Linked DNA regions of Mus musculus: regions 1 and 2 are each linked to region 3. The links are chromatin loops, found by intact Hi-C in ENCODE. Cell type or tissue: left cerebral cortex. All regions are shown on one strand.

Evidence for each region. Peaks named below come from ENCODE experiments on the same cell type or tissue, not always from the same donor. Only the 100,000 strongest peaks of a DNase experiment are listed, where the experiment ranks them.
Region 1: a loop joins it to region 3, with 3 times the contacts of the local background. A loop is called at or near these places in 3 of 42 quality-filtered maps.
Region 2: it touches region 3 in a loop (5-fold over the local background); 6 of 42 quality-filtered maps call a loop at or near these places.

Annotation. Positions count from the first base shown.
Region 1 is chr10:90,300,416-90,308,415 of GRCm38, reverse strand. It overlaps Anks1b (ankyrin repeat and sterile alpha motif domain containing 1B), which reads right to left. Exons shown (of 27, transcript NM_001359241.1): 11 at 711-847. Among named protein-coding and RNA genes, the nearest start is that of Anks1b, 430 kb to the right of the region's middle. In left cerebral cortex, no CTCF peak of the experiment used is centred here; DNase peaks (open chromatin) are centred at 665, 3,255, 4,341, 4,910 and 1 more place; H3K27ac peaks cover 1,571 bases.
Region 2 is chr10:90,492,041-90,500,040 of GRCm38, reverse strand. All of the region lies in intron 12 of Anks1b (ankyrin repeat and sterile alpha motif domain containing 1B), which reads right to left. Among named protein-coding and RNA genes, the nearest start is that of Apaf1, 590 kb to the left of the region's middle. In left cerebral cortex, a CTCF peak has its summit at 4,976; DNase peaks (open chromatin) are centred at 4,863, 5,619, 6,381 and 6,810; H3K27ac peaks cover 2,850 bases.
Region 3 is chr10:90,570,963-90,578,962 of GRCm38, reverse strand. Anks1b (ankyrin repeat and sterile alpha motif domain containing 1B) reads right to left here. Exons shown (of 27, transcript NM_001359241.1): 15 at 1,768-1,874. Among named protein-coding and RNA genes, the nearest start is that of Apaf1, 510 kb to the left of the region's middle. In left cerebral cortex, no CTCF peak of the experiment used is centred here; DNase peaks (open chromatin) are centred at 1,738, 2,281, 3,440, 5,946 and 1 more place; H3K4me3 peaks cover 3,093 bases; H3K27ac peaks cover 3,543 bases.

The DNA of each region.
Region 1 (8,000 bases), 270 kb after region 3:
AGGTTGAGAACACCACCAATTCCATGTTCTAGGTCCATCTGTTGGCAAAAATATAATGCAAACAGCTTTATAAGTGCTATTTTCAATGAAATATCACAGAACAGCTTGTCCCAATGATATTTCTAAAGCTTGCCTGCAAACCGCCTACTGGGAAATCCGACAGAAAGAGAAGGGGGATGAGGGGGGAAAACATTCAGGCAAGTGACAGGAATGGGAAAAAGAACAAAAGGTAAAGGCAGATTACCAAGACCGTGAACCCCGGAGGACAATACAGAGACTGGGTAGTGTGGTACCCAACACAGGGGTGGGGCAATGGAGAGCAACTGCATCAGCTCACTGGGGTTGGGGATAGAAAAACCAGCACAAACAGTGTGCCCACAGAAAGCTTCAGAACACAGTAGCAGATCAACAACCACAGCCTCATAAATGCTCAGAGGAAAATGTGAAACAGCCATTTTTCCAGGCTTCATTGAATCCCTCTCATAATATAAAAGTTCATTTTCCAAGAGCTAATAGAGAGTGCAGTGTCTATTATGAACTTCATAGGAAGCAAACAGCCTATTTGGAATCTCTTTCTCTTAATGTAAAAAAATCTATTCTATATTACATAATAGCCCCAGCATTGAAGTACAGTGTTTTACACGTATTAGTTCAGAACCAAGCAACCAAGCGTTACAGAGCAGGCAATGTCCTCCTGGGTACTTACTTACCTGAGGTCGGATAACTTTTACGATATTTTTTAGGGCAGTATCTGGGGATGGAGGTGAGCAGTCAGGTGTTGGGCCTGTAGAGCTGTTTCTATGGTGACTAGTTCCTGGAGCAGTAATTGCTACCTCAGAGGCATTATCTGTGAACAAAAATAGAACTGCCATGAACTTAATCAGTCAGTTTACCCCTCAAGACTTGAAATTATTTTCATGAACATGAGATGATATTTCAACTTAAAGCTGATATCAATTATAATATCATAATTAAGACTATGCTCAGTGGTGTATTTTTTATTTAAAAATACTGATTGTTCTGTTTTCCTTCAAGATGGTGAATATTAATGCTTGTAGTGTAATTCCTGAATGAATGAGCAATATTCAGTTTATTATAATGACATCATCCTCCACAGCCCCTAATACCACCATCATCACTATATGAAAGGCCATCTCCTTATTTGAAAATTAATAGTTTTGAAATGATGAAACTGGCCAACAAGTTCCAATCTTTCTATTGAAAGCCCATTTTTATTATGTAGGAATTTCATATCTACTTGATTCCTAAAATCCAAACTCAAGCCCCTAAGATAACTTTGCCCAGATAGCCCTAGATCACAGAACTTTTAATTAAAAATCAAACCTGACATTTGTATAGGACATAAACAAACACTATTATCCCTAGAAGGCAATCATATAAACCACTATGTTCAAAATTAAAATGAATGAAATTTCAGGATCTAAATGAACTTCCCTTCTGTTTTCTGCTTTGGGGGGGGGGAGGGGGAGAGGAGAATAAAAACTTTTAAAAGAATAACTTGGAATTCTACATTTCCCTTTTTAATGTAAACCCAAATAAAATAATATCCAAGGAACAGTTTAGAAATATGTGAAACTCTTTGAAATGGATAGAAAATAATATAATATTGGTTAGCACAACAGGAAGTTTATCTGCTTAATAATAAACCACAATCTTTCATAGCTTTGAATGAAAATCACTGCAAATGTGAATCCTCAAGATGTTCACTTCTGTTATGCTTTCAGTTCTGTCCCAATAATTTTATGTCCCATACATATAAACTGATACAACTTAGACTAAGACTGTATTTACTATAGATAAACATGTTTCTCTGTTCTATGATCATTGCTTACAATCCCAAGTAAAAAGAAATAATTTATGAAGGCACTTTGTTCATAAAAAGAAAGGATATTAATCCCCCCTAAAACTGTGTCCATCAGATAAAATTATATTTCAGAGCCTTAGGAGGTGGTTTAGTCAGTAAAGTGCTTGCTGCTTTTGCATGAGGATTGATCTCAGATCCCTAACATCTGTGTAACAGCTGGGGTAATGGCATGCATCTGTAATCCCTGCCCTGGGGGGAAAAAGGGGTTCCTGCAGATCACTCACCAACCAGCTTAGCCAAATAAAAGAGATTCAGGTTCAGTAAGAGACCATGTTTCAAAAGGAAAGAGGAAAGTGATTAAGGAGGAAACTGGAAGAGAATCTCTGGTCTTAACATGCATGTATGTGTGCATATGAGCATATATCACTAGCACACATCTGTATAAGCACACGCACAACAATATCTCTCTCTGTCTCTCCCTCTCTGTCTCTGTCTCTCTGTCTCTCTGTCTCTCTCTCTCTCTCTCTCTCTCTCTCACACACACACACACACTATAGTCTCACTGGGGAATAATGAGACAAAAAATTCAAATGAGGCACCTTTAGATAAAATGGTCATTCATTAAAAAAAAAAAACAAAAAACAAAAAAAAAAAACACACAAAAAACCTTGAATTTTCCAGGGTACATTTCTTTTCTTCTCTTCTCTTTTATTTATTTACATTCCAGTAGCTGCCCCCTCTCAGTCCCCCTTTCCATAGTTCCTCATCCCAGTCCCCCTCCCCATCACCTCTGAGAGGGTGCTTCCCCCCATACCTCCCCCTTCCCTGGGGCCTCAAGTCTCTTGAGGTTTAAGCACATCTTCTCCCACTGACCAGGAAGACCTCTGCTATATTTGTGCAGGGACCTCGGACCTCTGTATGATCCAGAGCACATTTCTTAAATTTAATAGATGCTGTGAACTTACTGGCATCCCAGGATAAGTGGAGCAATATTCTGAGTAGATAAACATTGAAATCAAAAAATCATTATTTAGCAGGATAAAAGCAAGTTGTTTGATTCTCTCCTTTCAGCTTTCATTCTTACCATTCATTCAACCATACTTAAAAAAAATGGGTCAGGGACACCTATGTGTCAAGCATCATGCTATATCATAAAGATAGACATAAAAGAGTCTTGCCAGGGTCTGTGAAAAGAATGGGCAAATAGGCAAAACACAGAGGACTTTTAGAGCAGAGAAAGTATATCCTGTAGGCATAATGTGGGTGGATACATCTCATTATACATCCATCCACATCAAAGATGTGCAGCTCCAAAGGTGAGCCCTACACTAAACTGTAAACTCTGCAATGCAGGCTCATCTCTTACTGCAAATGCTCCATTCCAGTGAGGGATGCTGAGAGTGGGTGAGACACACACACAGGGGAACTATGGGAGTTTCCTGTATTACAGTGAGGGATGCTGAGAGTAGGTGAGACACACACACAGGGGAACTATGGGAGTTTCCTGTATTACAGTGAGGGATGCTGAGAGTGGGTGACACACACACAGGGGAACTATGGGAGTTTCCTGTATTACAGTGAGGGATGCTGAGAGTGGGTGAGACACACATACAGGGGAACTATGGGAGTTTCCTGTATTCCAGTGAGGGATGCTGAGAGTGGGTGTGAGACACACACACAGGGGAACTAGTTTCCTGTGGATCTATCCAGTGTAGTCTAAAACATCAGTTTTGCCAATAGATAATTTTTCATTTCAAAAATAGTTCTGTGATATATTGAATATGTATAGAGAAAGAAAGAAATTAAAGATGACTAAGGTCCTAGCCTGAAGTCCTAAGAGTATATAGCTGGTATCCATAGCCATGAGCAAGGCTGTTCAAACATTCTCTCCTTTCTTTATTGCTTCCAATACTGCTTCTGCCCTTTTTCTGGTGCCTTTTAGACTCCAATGAAATTATATTAGCTAGAATGCTTAGCATTATCATTATTAGTATTACTAATTCATTTTCCATGTGCTATTGTTCATGCTGTCTCTGTATTGCACTCAGAATAGCTTCTTATATTTATTTTCCAGATAATTTTTTCTTTCTTCAGCTGTACCTAGAGCTCTGACAAACTACTAATTTCAACTATACTTTTAAATTCTAAGTCTCGTAGTTATTTATTACTAAACATCCAATATTAGGGATATTACTAAATATCTCTAATATTGTTAATATTGTTCTGCTCCCCACATCTTTTAAGGTTGGTCTTTATTTACTTGAAAGTGGCAAGTATACATTGCTTTAGTGTATGTGTTTAGGTAGAGTTTTTAACTATTTTAATTTGGCATGTAATAACTGTACACATTTATAAGGTACACAGTGATATTTCAGTATCCCTGGACAATGGGCACGGACTGGATAATTAGCTCATGAGTCATCGCAGACACTCATCACTTCTTCACATGGAGGAAAGTGAACAGATGCCTGGGGATGGATGAACAGGACAAAGAACATGTTTTAAAAAGTCCATGTCTGCCACACGAAGACCTACAGAGTCGACTAACCTGGGCCCATGGGGGCTCACAGAAATTGAACCCAACCAAAGATCATGTAGGGGCTGGACCTAGGCCCCCTGCACATTTGTAGCAGATGTGGTCTTCAGTGCTGTCTCTGACTCAAGGTGGCCTGCTATCGGATTTCCTTCCCCTAGCTGGACTGCCTGGTTGGGCCTCAGCCTTAGAGGATGTACCTAGCCCTGCTGTGACTGGATGCCTTACAGTGGGGTGGTACCCAAGGAGGGGCTTCCCCTTCTCTGAGAAGAAGGGAAGGGAGCAATGGGGAGACAGATTTGTAAGGGCAGGGTGTTGAGAGGATACAGGGGTGCAATCAGAATGTAAAGTGAATTTAAAAAAATAAATCATGGAAAAAAGTCTGTGTCTGATAGTGACAGTACTAGAGCCTGTAGTGATCTTCTGTGGCTTTGGTTCTCAGCACCACTTAACTTTCACTGTTCATGCCTACAGCCATTTTATGTTTTCACTCAGGTTGTTGAAGCAAAAACCTATAGCATTAAATGTAATTCATTCTCTTTCTTCCAGCACACATTAGTTCAAAACAGCATCTAAATTTGCATTCAAGCTCTGATGCTGAAATCTGTGAAGAGCATGCCTGTGTGCCAGACGGTTTAGCAAACCTTTCTGCTGACTGTGTTCTTTATGAGAGAGAGAGAGAGAGAGAGAGAGAGGGAGAGAGAGAGAGAGAGAGAGGTGTTAAAGATTATCTTCTGTAGTCTATGTATATAGATAAAATGAAAGACAACTAACCTATCTGAAGTTAGGTCTATAAAAGTTTAATAAACGTTTCTTTTTCTGCTATCAAACTAAATATCATAGTTAAAGTGTAAAAGATGAAACAAATTCCATAGAAAAAGTACGAAAATAAGTAGAAATGTTTATACATCACATATCTGCAGAAATGGTCATGAGTACTTGGAGTAGATTTGAGATAATATCTTTTATTTATTAACACAGATTAGTATAGATAAGATTTGGTTCCAGAAATGAGAGATAGTCTCTTGAGGCCTTGTTTTGTCAGGGTTTTCCAGAGAAAATGAGCCAGAAATGTCTAAACATGCAAAGAGTGCCCCGTCAGGAACTGGATCAGAAGATCACAGAGCCAGAGAGGTCTCAAGATCTGTAGTTGTTAACTAGAAACTCAGAGGAGCCAGCATGCAGGTCTACTTTGAGTCCTGAGCACAGAAAACCAAGAAAGCTATAGGCTAAGTTCTACTACAAAGGCTAATATATTTCAAATCTGCATAGGGCCAAGATTTCAGCCTAACTCTCGAATCCAGCAAACACAAATTCTCACGCTCAACCCAACAGTCGGGAGCCCCCATTGTTCAGCCTGTTTGCTCTGTTTATTTCGTCCATCGACTGGATGAGTTCCACACATGAGGAAAGACAAATAAATCCCTTTGTTCAGTCTACCATTCACATGTTGAGGGCATCTACAAACGACCTCACAGACAAAACCAGAAAAACATTTTGCCAAGTGTGAGCATTCTATGGGCAGTTAAGTTGGCATAAATTTAACCATCATAGAAACTACTCAATACCTCACTCATTGTTTGAAAGGAGTGACTCCATACTGAAACATAACTCCATACAAAGCATAAACCTAAAGATCCTTCACTGCTTCTTAAATAGTTTAATATAAAATACAAAACACTGAGTAATCATGGATTGAACTACTTAGAAACCACAAGTATATGTGAGAATCTTCATTTTCTGAATCTGTGAGCTGTCCCTTTTGATTTTATACTGCATTGATTTTTGCATCGTTTATCATGTAGACACACTTTCTCTTATCTTCTGTGTGAATCCTTTAAGAAAATTCTTTAAGGAATACTAAGTGAGACAAGATGGGCAAAGCAAAATCTATGCCCCATGGATGTTCTAAACAACTCAGAGATGCTCTGCCTTCTCTAATTCTCTGTTTACTCTTTCCAGAAAAAAAGCAACCAAGTATAGGGTATTCTAGAGAAGCGGTTCTCAACCTTCTTAATGCTGCCACCTTTAATATAGTTCCTCATGCTATGGTGACCTCCCCCAACCATATAGTTATTTTTGCTGCTACTTCATTATGGTAATTTTGCTACTGTTATGAATTATAATTATAATGTAAATAACTAGTATAGAGGGATATCTGATATAGGACCACCAAAGAGATCTCAGCCCACAGGCTGAGAACCATTAATTACTCTAGCCTATATATAAAACCTTGGGAAATTAATTTTATCTTAAAAGAACCTTGATACATTATTTATTCAGTTATCTGGTGGATGTTGCAATATTAAGCCCATGTCCAAGACAGTTTTCTATGTTCTACCTGCAGTTGGTAGTAAAAATTAAATAAGGTGGGAAAAGTTTGCCTAAGGAAACTGCCAAGTATACCTAGAATTTCAGGTAGAAATGAGACTCTATTCAGATTAAATTACTACATAATATGTAATTTGGTATAACTGTCATTCTCCTCCACACTGGGAAGCTTAGAAATAGTGGAAATTTATTTGATATTTAACAAGAAAAATATCTGATTAATAGAAAATAGTCCCTGTGCAGTTTTCTGGCCTTGCATCTGTTACACCATTCTCTGGCGTGTATTGAATGACAGTTCAAGGACACAAAGGATGACACTAGATGCTAAACACCTGACAAGTGAGATTGAGGTTTCTTCCAGTTGGGGATTTTGGGAAGGATAGCAAGAGGTAGAAGTTTATCTGAAAGACAAATATTGCAAAGTGTAACGTCTATGTGGAAGATAAAATGTTGATCGTCTAGAAGTAGCGTGGGGTTAGTGGTTATCAGAGGTTTTGCTGGATGAGGGAAGGGAGCAGGTGATGAATCAATACAAAGTGTAGCTGGTATCACCTAAGCTGACAGTCATTTATTGTATCCTTCAGAAAGCTAGTGCAGAGAAATCTGCACGTCCCCAACAGAAGGAAATGGCATGTGTTTGAAAGGACAGTCAATTACCCTCTTCGATCATTATGCACTATATGTATTGAAATATTATATTGTTACCCAATAATATGCACAGTTACTATATTAATAATTTTTCAAATGTTCTATGATGTATCTGTAAACTTTATGCAGAAAGAAATGACAGGGAAGGTCATTCTAAGACACAGAAGAAGAGCAAAAGAAAAAAATAGAAGGGAAATGGGAATATTTGCAGAATTCAGGAAAGTTATTTTTAGAAGAAGTACTAAGAACAGGGGAGACTGTATAAAGAATTCTGGATTAGACAAATCTATGCTGATATCCTGCTATATTTAATCTGTTTCCTCATATATGAAATGATGCTTTTATTGTAGTGTTATAAGGATAAGTGAGACATGTATGTATAAAATTCATTGCATAGTACATAGTAGGTCCTCAATAAAAATTATCTAGGAAAACAAACAGTGGATCCATAGTTAGTTATAGTTATATAACTAAATAACCATATGTAGTTATTTAGTCATATAGTCATCTTCCACCTGAACTGCTGCCAAGAATGGCAGATACTTCACTTGAACCAGAAGAATGATGAAACGCACAGGAAAAAGAGAGAGATAGAGAAAGGAGGAAGGGAGGGGAGGGAAGGGACGGGGGAAGGGAGAGAGAGAGGGAGGAAGAGAGGGGGGA
Region 2 (8,000 bases), 79 kb after region 3:
CCCTGGGACCCACATAGTGGAAAGAGAAAACTGACTCTTGGTTCTACAGGCTTGGCCTCACCTACCTTGCCCCACACCCACATGAATACATAAAAGTAAATTTAAATCTTTAAAAAAACCCTGCCCATCCCCCCCTCCCCCTTAAACTCATCTCTCATGAGTGTGTGGACAGTTGTTTGAGAGGGTGCATGATCTGCCTTCCCAGAATGGAAGTACTCCATGTTTCTTCACATCTCAGCTGAAGGAACTGGTATAGTCCCATTCCTACTTAAATGAAGTCACAGGTTTACATGTAAAATGGAGTGGGAACAGCCTTCCCAGCACCGCTCCACAGTGTACAGTGGGAAAGACAGACGGAAGACCCAGGGAAAGACATCCTGTCTCAACTCCAGAACAGCTCTACATTTTCTATTTAAAAATAATGTTTGCTCAAGGATTTGATGGGTAGCACTGATGAAGTCCAATATTTTGATGTTTAATGTTCTTCTTCCAAGGTTGCTATGAACTTTGTTTATGATTAGATGGTAAGGTTATATCAAATATCTATACTTATTGATTATGTAATTTTTATCCTTTAAGTTGCTAGTGAATGAAATTTACACACTTTTTAAATGTTAAATGCCAAACAATAACAGGACACGGATGGGAAAACCCAGTCGGCAGGTGATGGTTTTCTTGCTAGTCTTCCATGTTTAATAGGTTTTCTGGGATTTTTGCATCCATATCTATGACTAAAATAGGGATTTTTGTAACCTTTCTTACACTAACTGTTCAATTTTGCTAAAATGACTTCAGTTTTAATCAACTCAACTGAGGGAACTCTCCAATTCTCTGTAGATTATCTTACAACGTGATTATTTCTGTTATACTCACTCTACCTTTAAAATCATCTGAACTCTGTATATTTTTTTGCCGGAAGATTTTAAATTACCTATTAAATTTTACAATCATAGAACTATTTGATGCTTGTATACATTTTGATGCCTTTTTTTATAACTATCTAGAATTTGACCATTGCCTTCAGTATTGAATCACTCGTGTGGTTTTTCAATTCATTTCTTGCCCTGTACATCCTTTTAAAATAATACGCAGTTATATATTTTCTCATTCCTAACACTTCTTATTTATATCTTTCATTTTGAACTTTGTCTCTTGGAAATAGGGTCTCAGCTACCCTTGAAGTCACTATGTACCTACCTGAGGATTGCCTTAAGCTCCTGATTTTCCTGCCTCTGCCACCCTCTCGGCTCTAGCACCCCAGCACTGGGATTATAGATGTGAGGGTCCTGGCTAATTTTATGTCAACTTGACACAAGCCATAGTCATCTGAAAGGAGGAAATCTCAATTGAGAAAATCCCTCTATAAGTTATGGTCATAATACACCTTCTTAATGACTGATTGATGGGGGAGAACACAGCCTAATGTAGGTGGTACCGTCATCCCTGGGCAGGTGGTCCTATGTGTAGACTTTTCAACTGATCTGTGCAGATCTTGTTTAGGATCTGAGGACCTGAAAGAATGGGGCAGACTCCAGTCTAATGCTGTAGCTGTCTTACTTCAGTTTAGTGTACTTTTATACATGAATGTAATGAAGAAATCAATGATTTTAGGAAGGTTGTTTGAGTTCTTAAAAAAAATATGATCAGAAGAACTATGTAATAAACTCCAGTAAGCATATACTAAATATCATTAGAGCAGCCCTTTCCCAGAATGTTCTCAGGACAGAGCAATTTAAACACAATTGCCTGCCATGTACTATAGATTATGTCTGGGAAAGCAGGAAAGCAAGGCAGAAGGCCATATGCAGATTCAGGGTACACTGATCAGATTGGGTTTTACAGCTATGATCTGACATCCAACGAGAATAAACATTTCTTATGAATTAAAAGTAAATGTTTAACCCAGGAAGAATGAAATCATGCCCAAGAGCAATATAGAGAACAAAAGGCCCCTGAGGTAAAAGGCCTCTCTGCCTTTTCGCCTGGAGCCTCTCTCACAGTTCCCTAGGCATCGTCCACCATGCACCATTCTTTTGACCAAGTCTCGACACTGGGTTCCTCCTTTTCTGGCTCTCTTTTCTGGCATTTAGCTCATTTAGTTTTCCTGGTATAATCATTTGAAACTTCTAATTTCCACTTGTGCTACATCATCATATTTGATATTTATCATCCCGACTCTTGATCAGTTTAAAATATAGTGTTTTATATACTTAAATCAAAAAATATTTGGAGCCGGGCGTGGTGGCGTATGCCTTTAATCCCAGCACTTGGGAGGCAGAGACGGGTGAATTTCTGAGTTCGAGGCCAGCCTGGTCTATAGAGTTCCAGGACAGCCAGGGGAACACAGAGAAACCCTGTCTTGAAAAAAATTAAAAAAAAAAAATTGGAGAATACTTAAGAATGATTTACTTAACTAATCGAATTGTTCTTAGAAGATATAGTGTCAGTCTCTCTGACATATCCTAAAATCTGCTTATAGCATAAATAAAATCAATGCTTGTGATTTTATGTTTCATGAGATAGGTTTCATTCTCAGGGCAAGCGAGGTGCAGCATGGCTCTAATTCCAGCAGGTAAGAGGTGGAGGCAAGAGAATCAGGAGTTCAGGGTTATCCTTGGCTACAAAGCAAGTCAACTTAGGCCAACCTAGGTTATGTAAGACATTCTCAGGCAAACCAAACCATACTATAAGTTCTCAGTTGTTAAATACAAAGCTATATGCATTGTATCAAATGGAGTTTCTTGGCCGACCTGTTAAAATCTTTTCGTGACTAAAGGATGTTGAAATCTCCTACTTATAGAACACTTAGGATATTTTTTTCCTGACAGTTCTACCAAATACATGTAAACACATATATACGATACGATTATACTGTATATTCTTATAATTTTAAATGCATACATGCTTAGAGTTTTCAAATTTTTCTGGTGAGACATACCTCATATAATTTTGTGACTCTGAAAAGAGAGCAAGCAATGTCTTAGTGTCCTGAGCAAATTGTATTTGCATGTGTGTACCGCAGAAAGACCCTTTGAGTTCCTAGGCTGAGCTAGTACTTTGAAACAAAATACGTGCATTATAAAATGAATAGCTATAAAAAATTTATTCAAAAGTATCTTCACTGGAACCCAGAAGTATTTACTATAACCCCGAATAACCTGTATTCTACTAAAATGTAGATTTATTAATAGATGGATTTGTTATGTACATTTGTACCTTGTAATATATGAGATATTTTATATTAACAAAGTATTCTAAGGATTTTACAAATGAAGAAGGGTACTACTTCAACTACAGATGTAAATCAAGTAAATTCTTTGAAAATATGATTCTCCTGAGCTGGGTATGTTGCCTTTAATCCTAGTACTCCTGAAGTAGCACCAGGCAGAGCTCCATGAGTTCGAGGCCAACCTAATCTAGGTAGGACAGCCAGGGATGTTACACGAAAACAACCCTGTCTTGGAAAAAAAACAAAAACAAAAACAAAAAAACTAAACCAAACAAAAAACAATATAACAAAAAAACCCCAAAACAAAATAATAACAAATAACTACTACATGATATTTAGTTAAAAAATTATCATGCAAAATGGTCATATGAGTATCCTTTTAACATAAATCTAACATGAACTTGTTTTTATTGAAAAAAATTAACCTCCATCATAATAACACATCTGGTCTATACCTTCCAACAAGCTTTTAAAAACATATTGGGTTTTATCACAAATATTAGGAAAAGTGTCACCTATGGTTTTCAATTATCACATCATTCATTGTATGAACCCTACTGTAGCTTATCCTTCTGTTCCCCCTAGTCACAGAGCTCACTTGTTCAAGCTAGTTGTATCCAGATGTGACGAGTACCTTTACATCTCAGGACAGAGTGGCATTAGGTGAACCTTTGCGGCAACTACTTAGGATTTACATTCTCTTCCTTCCTCTCCCTCATAACTGAACTAACATTTCCAGAAGCAAGTGACAATATTTAAATAAACTCCAACTCCATGCAAAGGAATTTATGGCAAAGGTCACAGAGGGTAAGATTCCGTAGGTGGTAAGGTAAGGGGACACAGAAGGAGTAACATCCATCATGTGCCTTTTATGTTCAAGGTCATCCCATCTCTTTGAAGCCCTCTACTAAGCTTCTGAAGTAGGAGATATGGGCACTGACAGGGAATCACATAGCTCATCAACAGAGGGCCAGCTGTGGGATGTAAGTCTGATTTCCCACTACATTTACAAGACTTTGTGTCTCTAGCTTACTCAAAACTTCCTGTGGCCTCACTATCACATGCTGTCTATGAGCTCCTGAGTATCACTGGAGTTTGAAAAACATCCCAGGACCTTCCAGGTGTCAGCAATGACCTTGGGGGTATTTGGTCGGACTGAATAATCATCCCAAGATAGGTAGCAGATCATACTAAGGGCATCAGGTAGGTTGGTGATAACATTCTCCCCTGTAAACAATTTAAGGTCAATACCCGCTTTTCTGAAATCACATGCCAGCCAGCTCTATTGTCTTTTGGTTCATCAGTCCTACACCCTGCCAAAAACCAGCATCTAATGCAGAAGCCAGAGGATGCTGGGTTCCTGGTAGCTCCTGGACCAGAGCAGACCATGTAGTTTGGCTCTGATTTCAAACATTTATAATCTTTTCTCTTGCTCCCTTCGCTCAATATAGGAGAGAGGCTATCAGCCAATTTCCCCACCGTTTATAGCAAATCCCAAAGCTCCTTCATTTCCAGCTGCTCAGCTGCCTGGGCAGACTGTATTACTAAATTATTGTATCTTCTTGGTACAGTGCCTGATCTATCTTGGCATGCATTTTGCATTGAAAGAAGCTCCTGTTGCAGCAGAGGAAGCTAGCTGCTCTTGCTCTCCCACGCGCCCTTCCTCTGGTACCCTCAACCACTAACCTCTTTGTTCCTCCTGTATAAGCCAAGCTCCTAGGGGCAGTTTCTCATCTAAGGCTGTCCCCCTAGGGGTTAGACATTTCAAAGGATGCTCTGTGCTAGGAGTGTTTCCCACAGCTAGAGAGAGCCAGATGGGTAAGTGGCCTACAGTGGAGAACTGCATTTGGAACGAAGAGATTTTGTTTCTCCCTCACCAAAATGTATTTCTTTGTAATGCTGCAGTCAGTCCAGCCTTGTATGGTCCTCAACAGAAGACACTGCACTGTGGGAAGACAGGAAAAGAGCCCTTTTACTTAAATCTGTTGTTTTCAAAAGTATTGGCTCTTTGGTTTAACATATTTTAAAAACTTTCTATTTTTATCCTATGCCAACTGGTTATGAATGCTGAGAGAGAGAGAGAGAGAGAGAGAGAGAGAGAGAGAGAGAGAGAGAGAGAGAAGCAGAAGCACTATTATTCTGGAAAAATGAAACAAACAAAGTTTTGTCTTTAAAATAAAAAGAAAGTAATTTCTCAACATCAAAGGATGAAAATTATTTTTAATTACTCTGAAATGAATAACCATTCTAATTCAGGTTTCAAAGGACATACCTTGGACTTGAATGCAAGTCACTTAAATATCCTCAATTGAAGCTCTGGGAATGTAATGCATGCAAATGTGTCCTGTGAGCTTGCTATTCCTGTAAGCAATGAGCAGCCTAGATTTTTCTCACATACATCCCGAGAGATGTCTCATCTCCAAAGAGCAGGAGAGTCATCTAAAGTCTAGTCCTATTAACAAGACACACCATGGAAAATACACAGAAATGTTAAAGATAAATTCTATCTAGCAAGTTACATTTTAAATCAACATTGCTGTTGCTATGGCAAGAAAACTGAATGTAAAATAAAAGTCTTCTATAAGGGTTTGGCCCTGTAGTCATGGCAACAATGAATGATACTTAACTCTGCTAATGTTTCCATTTGATCCGGAGAGAACTAGATGTGCTTTAAAGCTATGTAACATGGCTTAGAAAATTGATTTTTTTTATTGCTATCTTTCAAATGCCCCTCGACCAATTAAAGAAGGGATCACAAAAATAACAGCCAGGGTAAGAAAAATGCAGAATGTATGGGCTTGTTTAGGTTTTCCATGATGGTGGAAGCTATGAGTGTCATTTTCTCTGAGATGCTAGAAAATGGAATATTCATTTAGCAAAATACTGCACAGCAATTTTCAGGTTGGGGGGCATCATGTAATTTTCCATAGATAGAAAAAAAAACATATGAAAAGCAATCAAATGGCAATTTCCACCTCTTTCATCCAGAAAAGGAAATATTAACTTAAAGTAAGAAAATATGGAAATCAATGTTCCCGCTCTGCAAGCGAGCAGCTAATTCTGATTTCTCCCCTACTTCCCAAGCAGTCTTTTGATTCATGTCCCTCCACGGACACATCCCTCCTCCTCGCACTGGCAAAATGCCCATAGTGCCGAAATGGACCGTTCTAAATCTTCCTCCTACTCAACCTACCAGCTGTGCATCTAATACAGCCTCTCGTGCTCCTGGATGGGACACTCTCATTAAGCCCCTAACTCATCTGCTTTCTTCACACCCCATGGCTGTTCTTTCCCATGCTCTTTGGCTTAGTCCTCCTCCTATCTCCAAAAGTCTGTCTCAAAGAGTCCTTGGGCTCAGCATGCTAAGCCTTGTTTCCTGTTTTGTTGATTGCTCCCTCTGCTAGCTAGTCATTTGCAGTCTTGGGCTTGCCTATTACCTAATTCATAACAATTGCAAAATTTCCATTTTTTTAGCCAGATTTCTACCCTGAACTCTAGATTTCTACCTCTGGGTTCCCTGTCATTTTTATGCTAATTTTTCTTTCTCACCCCACAACCAATTGTGTCCTAGTTCCCTGTGGTGGTTTTGCCTCTGAAATACACCTACATTCTGCCTAATTCTCGCACATTAGTTTCCCACTGGATGGTTGTGAAAGTCTCCTTACTGGTTTCTCAGTTTCTACTGTGTCTCTTCAGGCACTCCATGTCCCAGAGATCTGTTAAAGTAGACAGAGGGTAAGCAATAGTTGTTGCCTGTTGAGGTTTGGTCTTGATGTCTATTGCAATGCTAAGTGCTGGTCCCTAAGACCTGGAGTCCTCACACACGCTCAAGAGATGCTATGTGACCCTGCCCCCAAGTTATTTCTGATTGGTAAATAAAGATGTTACAGCCAATAACTGGACAGAAGAAACAGGTGGAATTTAGGAGAAGGAGAAGAGAAGGTGAGGAGGAAGGGAAGCCATTATGAGTTAGGTAAAAGTTCATGAAAATATTGTCCTGAGGATTAGCCAATTGGAAATGCCATGTTTCCCCCAAATGACCAGTTAAGACCAGCCCAGATGAAACATAGTAAATAATAACATGGGGGTTACTGATATAAAAGTAGATTCTAATAGCATAGAGGGTAGGTATCTGCTCAGCTCTTGTGCTGTTTAAGGCTTATTGTAAATATGAAAGCTGTGTGTGTCTATATGTGTCTTTTATACAGGAACTAAATGGCCAAAGGCTGGGTAGAAACCCTAGGTCTGGATGAAAATTCTCTTCAACAGCTGCCATGTTAACTAGGGTAATCCATGAAGGCTGAAACAAGAAAATCATGAAATGAAACCTCACTGAATGAAGACGTTGGTTCTGGGAGTAGAAATTCCAAGCAAATATTCAAGCAAATTGTGTACATGAGGTCTCTTAAAAGGATTTGGAGAATATGTTTGTGTGTTTATTTAATTACTTTCAAATCATCTTTAAGCCCACTTCTCTGTTTCCAAGAGTATCATTTAATTTTCCCCTTTGAGGTTAATAGCTAAGGTTTATTGAGTCATTGGAAGTACTTTTATATCTATCAGCTGTTTGGGTTCCACCCCTGGACAAGAGATGAAGATGCATATTTTACATGTCAAAGCAGACCTGGTTTCCAGGTTCTCCCAACACTCCTTGGTCCCTACCTGGCATTCCCTACCCCTTTCAGTCCAGGGGCTGGGCTGCCCTTTCCGCAAAAGCGCTGCTTTACATAATCCAGACATTTTGGTATCCCCACTCCTCTCTTCTCTTTCT
Region 3 (8,000 bases):
TTTTTTGGATGTATTTGGTGCACAATTCTCACATGACTGTTCTGCACACTCTTTCTTCAAATTCTCTTTAAAACCAGAGAGATTACCTTCTCATTAAATACATTCAAAGGGGGATTATATTTGTTCATAAGTGTTTAATACTCAGAGGAAAATTAAGCTGAAAGTTAATCATCCTTCAGTATGGACGATTAACTCAGTGAATCTAAACTTTTCACGGATCAGAATGGATTTGGACCAGGGCTTGGGAATGACATGCCCTGTTTCAGGTAGAGACAGGGGGGAAAAGTAGCTATGCAGAGAAATGTAGTCAATATAACTAATGCCAAAACAATACTCAATTTGTTTGCTAGGTCTGGTAATTATTAATACCATCTGTTTATTGCCCTAAGTAAGTCTTAAACCTCTCTAGGGCTGCAACAACTTCCCCTTCCATCCTATTTCAACAGAGTCTCAACTGTATAACCAGTGACTGTCTGATGGACACAAGAAAAAGAAACGCATAGCTCATTAATTAATTAAAAAAAAACAACAAGATACCCCTAAACGGTTATATGCATATATTACTTGATGCTCATATGATAGACCACATTTATGCATTTTTAAAAACCTTGTAGGCATACACATTTTTTGGTAGGAGTAGAAGTTTAACCATCTTAATAACCCTCAAAGCTGTAATAATTCAGTCAACTTTGGAGAAAAGCAATCTGGCAAAAGGAATGTCAAAGCTCTGACTAGCCCTCAGAGGCTTATGAAGGTGCTGCAGGTGCCAGCCTCAGCATTTTATCTCAGAGGAACGATTAAGGACACCTACGAGTCATTTGTGTGCTACATGCTTGTGACATGTAGGTCTCCCTAAATTTAGGGATCAGTGATAATGTGCGATGGGACCTTAAAAGCAAGGGAAGGTGAGGAGAACCGTGATGTAGCTTGAAGGAGCTTAACAAGGGGAGCTGATGAGTGTCTGGGGAGGTCTAGGAATGATTAGAAAACTACATTGTCGTTTGCATGCCTCCCATCCTCCTTCTCACCTATATGCACACTGAGAAGTTTGCACACGCCCGGTTTAGACTGCACACAGACCAGGACTCGAAAGTACACCGATGCATTTGGTACACCAGCCCCTTTCTATACATACCCTGACAGCTAATTGACCCAAGTGTTTGTTTTTCACCTAAAGTAACAAACAATAAATACTTCATGGCTCTTCTGTCAGCATGTGCTTTCGCTAAGCTAAGCGACCGGCTGAAGCAGCTAGCTCAGGAAGGGTCATCCACAGGATTTAAACAGCCTATTGAATGATTAGCAGGGAAAATGATCTTCAGACCATCGACATAGCAGACTCTCTAATTAATCACAAATACTGATATTCACGCGGAAATAACATGTCTCCGGAATCCAGATTTAGCTGGAGCGTGGTATAAATCTAATTGTATGCTAAGATCGCAAATGTATAGGAAAGAAAAAAAAATCATACAATGAATGACAGGGAGACTAGAAATGTTAATCTTCGTTCAGAGCCCATAAATAGAGCTCTCACCAGTTCATACAACACACAGGTCTAATGGATGCATATAGATGCCATTTTCTAGTCAGTGTCTGTATGCACACAACAAGTTCTGTCCTAAAGGCATCCCGTTTTTCTGATGCAGTTACATATCTAAAGCTGATCCGTTTCCGTGCAAACCAGGCTGCCTCTGAGCCATGTAAAGACACATAAGAAGCAAAGACAGACAAAAGGCAGCTCCGTGGACACAGAGAGCATCTTACCATAAACTGTACACTGTCAAATCCATTAGCCATCAGGTGGTTCTCGTACTGAGGTAGCCCAATGCTTTCCAGCCATTGTCCCACTGTTTGGACAGGGCATCTGGGTCCTGTAAGAGGGTGAAGAGGGAAGCGCTTTAGCAGGGAGTAGCCGTCCACGGGGTAATAGCGGTAGTCCGGGGCTGAGGGGTGGCATTGCCACATCATGCTCCTGGGGAAGTTGTTATCAAAGGAGCCCGCCAGCTTGACAGATTAACGTTCTCAGCGAGAGAGCAAAGTCAGAAGGAAACCATAGTTTGCCAGGCAGGCTGTGGAGTAGGACTTGATCCTAGCTGCACATTTCTTTACATATTAATCTTTACTACCGACCAGTGCGTCATACAGCCCCCCAGAACCAGGCAGGAGAAGAAGGCATATCAAGCTGTCAGCCTAGGCTGCTCTGCGTTCTATGTGACTGCTAGAGTACTCCACAATGAGCAACACACGGCCAGCAGCCAGAATTCTTTTTATCAAGTACTCCTACACTCATCAGTATGCAGCTCCACGCTCCTTGCTCCCCCTCGCTCGCTCGCTCCCCTTCATTACCCAGCCCAGGCTACACCTCGCATTTTCAATAATAGCCATCAGATAAGGCAGATTTTTTTTTTTTTTGTCTGCAAGCTGTAAGCCCGCTGCTGCTGCTGCTCCCTCCTACACACCCATCCAAGCGTCAATCTTGAATGATGAGAGCAGTCAAAACAAATGCAGAAAATAGCAAGACTCAAGCAAACCAAAGCGCCTCAATCGGAATCGAAGAAGCTTCATCCAGGTTATACACGTTACCGAGCTATTTGTTGTGGGATTTTTTTCTTTCTTTCTTTCTTTTTTTTTACGTTTCAAAAGACACCAGGAAACGTGAAGCTTGAACTACAGCTCCTAAGGAGGCTCGCCACAGGTCCCCTTTCCCCTTCCCTTCTTCGCCTTTTTCCCTTTAAAAATGTACCAGAGGGAACCGTTTCTGATTGAAAGCTTCACAGTGTAATTATTCTTTTTTCTTTACCGTGCAGTCTCAAAGTGAACCTCTCTGGGGATTTTTTTTTCTTTTTCTTTTTCTTTTTCTTTTTAATTTTTGAATTACTGCAACATATAGAAACTGCATCATAAACTGCAAGCCAAGACAATTCATTCCTCATTTGTCCTAAACAACAACATTATTAGGCACAAGAAAAGCCATTCCCACTCTGGTATTTATAACTCTATCTACTAAGCGCCCTATTCTAAAATATCTATAAAGGTAACATTAGCTGGATAGCTAAGTTTGTTTTTTTTTTTTTTTAATAAAGAAGAAGAGCCCTAACCAAAAATAATTCAAGAATAACAGATGTAAGTGTGTGAGTTTTTACTGAATGGCAGACAGACTGAGTAATTTATTTAATAATGGAGAGAAACCACAGAATAATAATAGAATCTGCAGAACTACCTCATCAGAGGAGAGACTCAATACTTGAAGAGAACTATCAGAAAGGCTAGGCTAGCCCTTAGTCCTAGGAAGAACCCTTGCCCTGTGTTCCAGGAAGACTACCATCTTCTGCTTGAATGCCGCCTGTGATGGGGCTCTCACCACCGAGCCAAGCCTCTGTTCATTAGAAAGATAGTTTACTTCCTACCTAACTCCCACTCGCTGGCTCCAGCTTTGCCTTGGGAGTCACACAGATTGGGAACAGAGTCTTTTCCACATCAAGTACTTTAAAAATTAAACAGAACGCTCACACTACCCACCCGACTCTGCCCTGAACACGCAGTATGTGCCCAGTGAATATTGATTGGGTACACAAAACCTTCACTGGTCCTCAAGTCTCGTCTTGGTTTCTTTTCTCATTTTAGGGCCATTGCCAATCTCCTCAGCATATAAATATGTACTCTCAAAACAGCATGCATGTTTCTTCTATTGCTGACACCAATCCCTGGGTTCTAATCCCTCTCCCTCTCTGCTGTCCTATGTTTATGGACCTGCTGTCTCCTTTGGATTTTTTGCTTTCTTTGTTTCCTGGCACCTGGTCCAATATAACAATGGCCATTGAATTGTTTTTAAGTCCCTGCTGTATTTTTAATCACTAAAAACTCCTCTTCCCCTCCACCCCCCACACCCTGTGTGTGTGTGTGTGTGTGTGTGTGTGTGTGTGTGTGTGTGTGTGTATGAAGGTCAGGGGACAACCTGCATGAGTCTGATCTCTGCTTTCATCATGTAGGTCCCAGGGATTAAACCTAATTAGGTGTGACAGCAAGTGCCTTCATCCCCTGAGCCCTTTCTTGCCCTCCGATCCATGGTATTATTATTTTTTTTAAATCTAATTTATAAACAGTGCCAGAATAATCTAAGACACAGCACTGATAACTCAGCCTTATTTCGAAACACTGCCGTAGTTTCCTGATGGATTAAAAGAACTCTGGACTCTTCGTGGTGTTTGGGGTTTTCATCTGGCTCTACCTGCTCTTCACAGTTCTCAACCAGGGGCAATTATTTGCTGGTCTCCGAAGGAAGGCTGAAATGTACTTGGGTAGGTTTTCTTACTACCCTACAACTCTGTCATTTCCTTTATGAAACCTCTTCTATCCCTCAATAGGATGACAAATCTCTCTCTTTTCTCTAGTGGCACATTTAGACCTTCTATAATAACAAATATTTCTTAACCCACATGATTATTACTTGTGTCTAAGACTTGCTTCTTGAAAGCAGGGTGTATGCCTTTCTAATACTGTATGTACATCATATGCGTTCAGTTTGCATTTGATAATCAACATGATGTACCCTCACAGTCTGAACTACAGAAAGCACTCTCATTTTCAGATTTAAATCATTTTGTTATAGTCAGTAGGTAAGTTTTTTTTTTTTAACTGCACTCCAAGTATCTGATTTCTTTATAAAAAGGAAGTATTGTGGCCCACAGGAGAAGAGGCAGGAAGAATATAAGAGCCAGAGGTAGTGGTTACCCATAGCAAGACTGTTTCCCTGATATGACAGGATCTGGGTGAGCTCTCAGTGGCTGTGACTAGGTGCATAAGACCTGTGTAAGATCAAGCCCACCCAAATCCCAGCATGGATCCAGGAAGGTCTATGAAGCCCTGCCACCTGCTAAGGGCTTTTTGGTAACTGATGCCTACTGGGCAGGAGGAGTCAGTTATCTTTAAGGATGGAGCGACCCATGCCCCAGCAGATAGTCTTATACTTGTGCATGTTAAACAGACTTTAAAAAGTGGGTTTAACCAAAGACTTGCACATGAACTTGGGAAGGCAGAATGGTAGGGGAAATGGGGGAGGGGACCAGAGGGGAGGAAAAGGTGGGTGGATTTTATTCAAAGGCAGCATAAGCATGCATACAACCCTCAAACAAAAGAAGACATTTTAGTTTTTAAATAGAATTTTCAGGTTGGGATTTTTGCTCAGCATCTTTACCCTCTCAATTGAGCAAGCGTGTCTGGGTGAGTTACATTGTACTTGATTATAATTTATCTCTTGTTGCCTCTTGATCTTTTTAGAATGTTGAAAAAGTTATAGATATGCATGGATCAACTGTAGGAGATTGCAATTCTGTCACATGACCTGCAGGTGAAGACGAAACTAAGATATATATGACTTGTGAATGATCAGATCGGAGGCTGTTACCAGGTGAAGTCAAATGTAAGTCTCACATATAGTGTCTCTTCATGGACATGTCATGAGAAGGTAAACAAGCTCTGTAAACACTGAGCAAACATAAGGATATAGTTTCGTTTGGCAAGGCTTAAGATGATCGGCTCACTCTTTAAATCCAGTAACCAAGCACCTAGCAAAAGCAGCATTTGATTCTTAGGTATTAAGTCATGCTCATTAAGTGAATGAATGAATGAATGAATGAATGACTCTGGAAATAGGTTTTGGTTTTTTAATAAATAAAAAGGGAAAATCATATGAAGGCTTAGACTGTTGTATAAAGACAGCTCAGGGAGATTACTGGTAGTCGCCCACTTTAAAAATCTTTATATAGAAATTCCTGAATTCTGTTATTTTAATTTTTAATTCCTTGATTTCTGTTTAATACTTCTCATGTGTTAGCAAAATGTAGGTGTGTGTGTGTGTGGGGGGTGAATTAGGAGATGGCAAGACAGGAAAAGGAGGGAGAGGAGGGACAGGGATCCTGAGTCATGCTGGGTTCTGATTTTGTTTAAGTGTTTTCTCATGAGTCAAACTTCTAAAGGATCCTGATTTAGGCCTGAAGATCACATTTTTATAGTATCTAAATATATTCTTCATTTTACTTAAAATACTTTCCTGGAGTCTTGAAATTCTTTCAGCACATTACTGACCAGGCACCTTTATTCAGCCAGGACCTCTGTAATTTCTCAAAGTGAGATTCAAACAGGGAGAAGAGGGAGTGAGCTCAGGGCCACGTGTCCCAACTTGTCAATTATCATCATTGATGATAAAGAAACTGAGATTCAAGCTATGTGATGGGACCAGGGGCTTTCCGATGGCACAGTCTTCTGAAGACAGAATCCTAGGGGCTCCATTCTCAGAAACAAGTATAATTGCTCAATACTAGGGTAATAAAACAAACAAACAAACAAACAAACAAACAATTTCCAATTAACCTCCCCCCCGAAACCATTAGAAGGTTCTACAAACTATTCTAAGACTGCACAACAGATGAAGAAATGCTTATTTAAAACTCTTCTAAATAGTGTGATCAGGACTCTGTGGTGGGTGGTTGATGGTGGCTCCCACCTGCCTTTGCATCAGAATCCTCTCCACAGACAGTCTTGGTCCAAGCACAACTAGGACACTGAGCACCTTCTTTCCTGAGCTCCCAGTCCACAGATATAGTATCTCATCAGAAGGGATAGACCAGTCTTCTCTATCTCCTTGAAGTTGTGGAGGTCAAGTTCCCAGAGAAAACAGCTAACAAATCAGGAGCTTCCTCCATCCACCCAGCTCTCAGTCACGGGGTAGAGTCCACCTCAGTTTGGGTAGATCAAGAGCAGTGGGGGTACTGTGCACTTCCAGGGTACAGGCTCCATGCTTAGAAAGATAAACAGAGAAGACAAGGCCCGTGCCACAGTCCACTGCTAACAAGGATCACTCGAAGCTTTTGTCTAAGTGAAGAGTCAGTCATTAAGAATCCCGGAGCTCTTGACTCTAGCTGCATATATATCAAAAGATGGCCTAGTCGGCCATCACTGGAAAGAGAGGCCCATTGGACACGCAAACTTTATATGCCCCAGAACAGGGGAACGCCAGGGCCAAAAAGGGGGAGTGGGCAGGTAGGGGAGTGGGGGTGGGTGGGTATGGGGGACTTTTGGTATAGCATTGGAAATGTAAATGAGCTAAATACCTAATAAAAAATGGAAAGAAAAAAAATAAATAAAATTTTCTTTCTTTTTAAAAAAAAAAAAAAGAATCTAAAGTTCTAAAGCTCTCCTTGGGGTGGGGGTGGGGGCTAACTTCATTTGAAACAAAAGTTGAGAACAAGGATATTATCAAAACCAATAGAAAGTCAGACAGAGTCATACCTTTAATCCTAGCACTCCAGAGACAGAGGCAAGAAGATATTGAAATCTTTAGCCAGCCTGGGTACATAGGGAGAGTCTGTGTTAAAGTGGAGGTTTGGGTGGGAGGGGATAAAGAAAACGATTTGGGTGCTAAACAGCTAAGGAGAAGCTAGTGTACTTCATTCAGGCAAAAAGTCAAATGGTATCCCACTTTCAGAAAACCAGGGAAAGAGAAGTATTAAGGGCCCTCTGCCTGGCTTCAAAAACTTCTCCTGTTTCAATTTAATTGGACCAGACTGCAGAACAATTTATACCTCAGGGAACTGAAAACACAAATTAAAAAACAAACAAACAAACAAACCCAATAGCATGACCACCTGGTGATTAGTGAAGCTTCATAACTACATATCAACCTGTGGTCGCAGATGAGGGACAAGAATTGACACAGAGATGGGGGCAAGATGGCAGTGCCCGACCCCGTAACATCTGTGAATAGATGTATACAATGTGTTACATCCATAAAGTGGAATATTACTTGGTGATAAAAAGAAGTGAGGCAAGGCAGTATGCTACGATAAAGATCAAACTTGGAGATGCCATTCTAGGTGAAGGAAGCCAGACAGAAAAATCAGGTGCTATATGCTTCTGTTGCTATGACAGAGGAGATAGAGAGAGTCAGGAAGTAAGCTAGGAGTTCCCTAGAACTGGAAAGGGGATTTGAGGGGGCATGT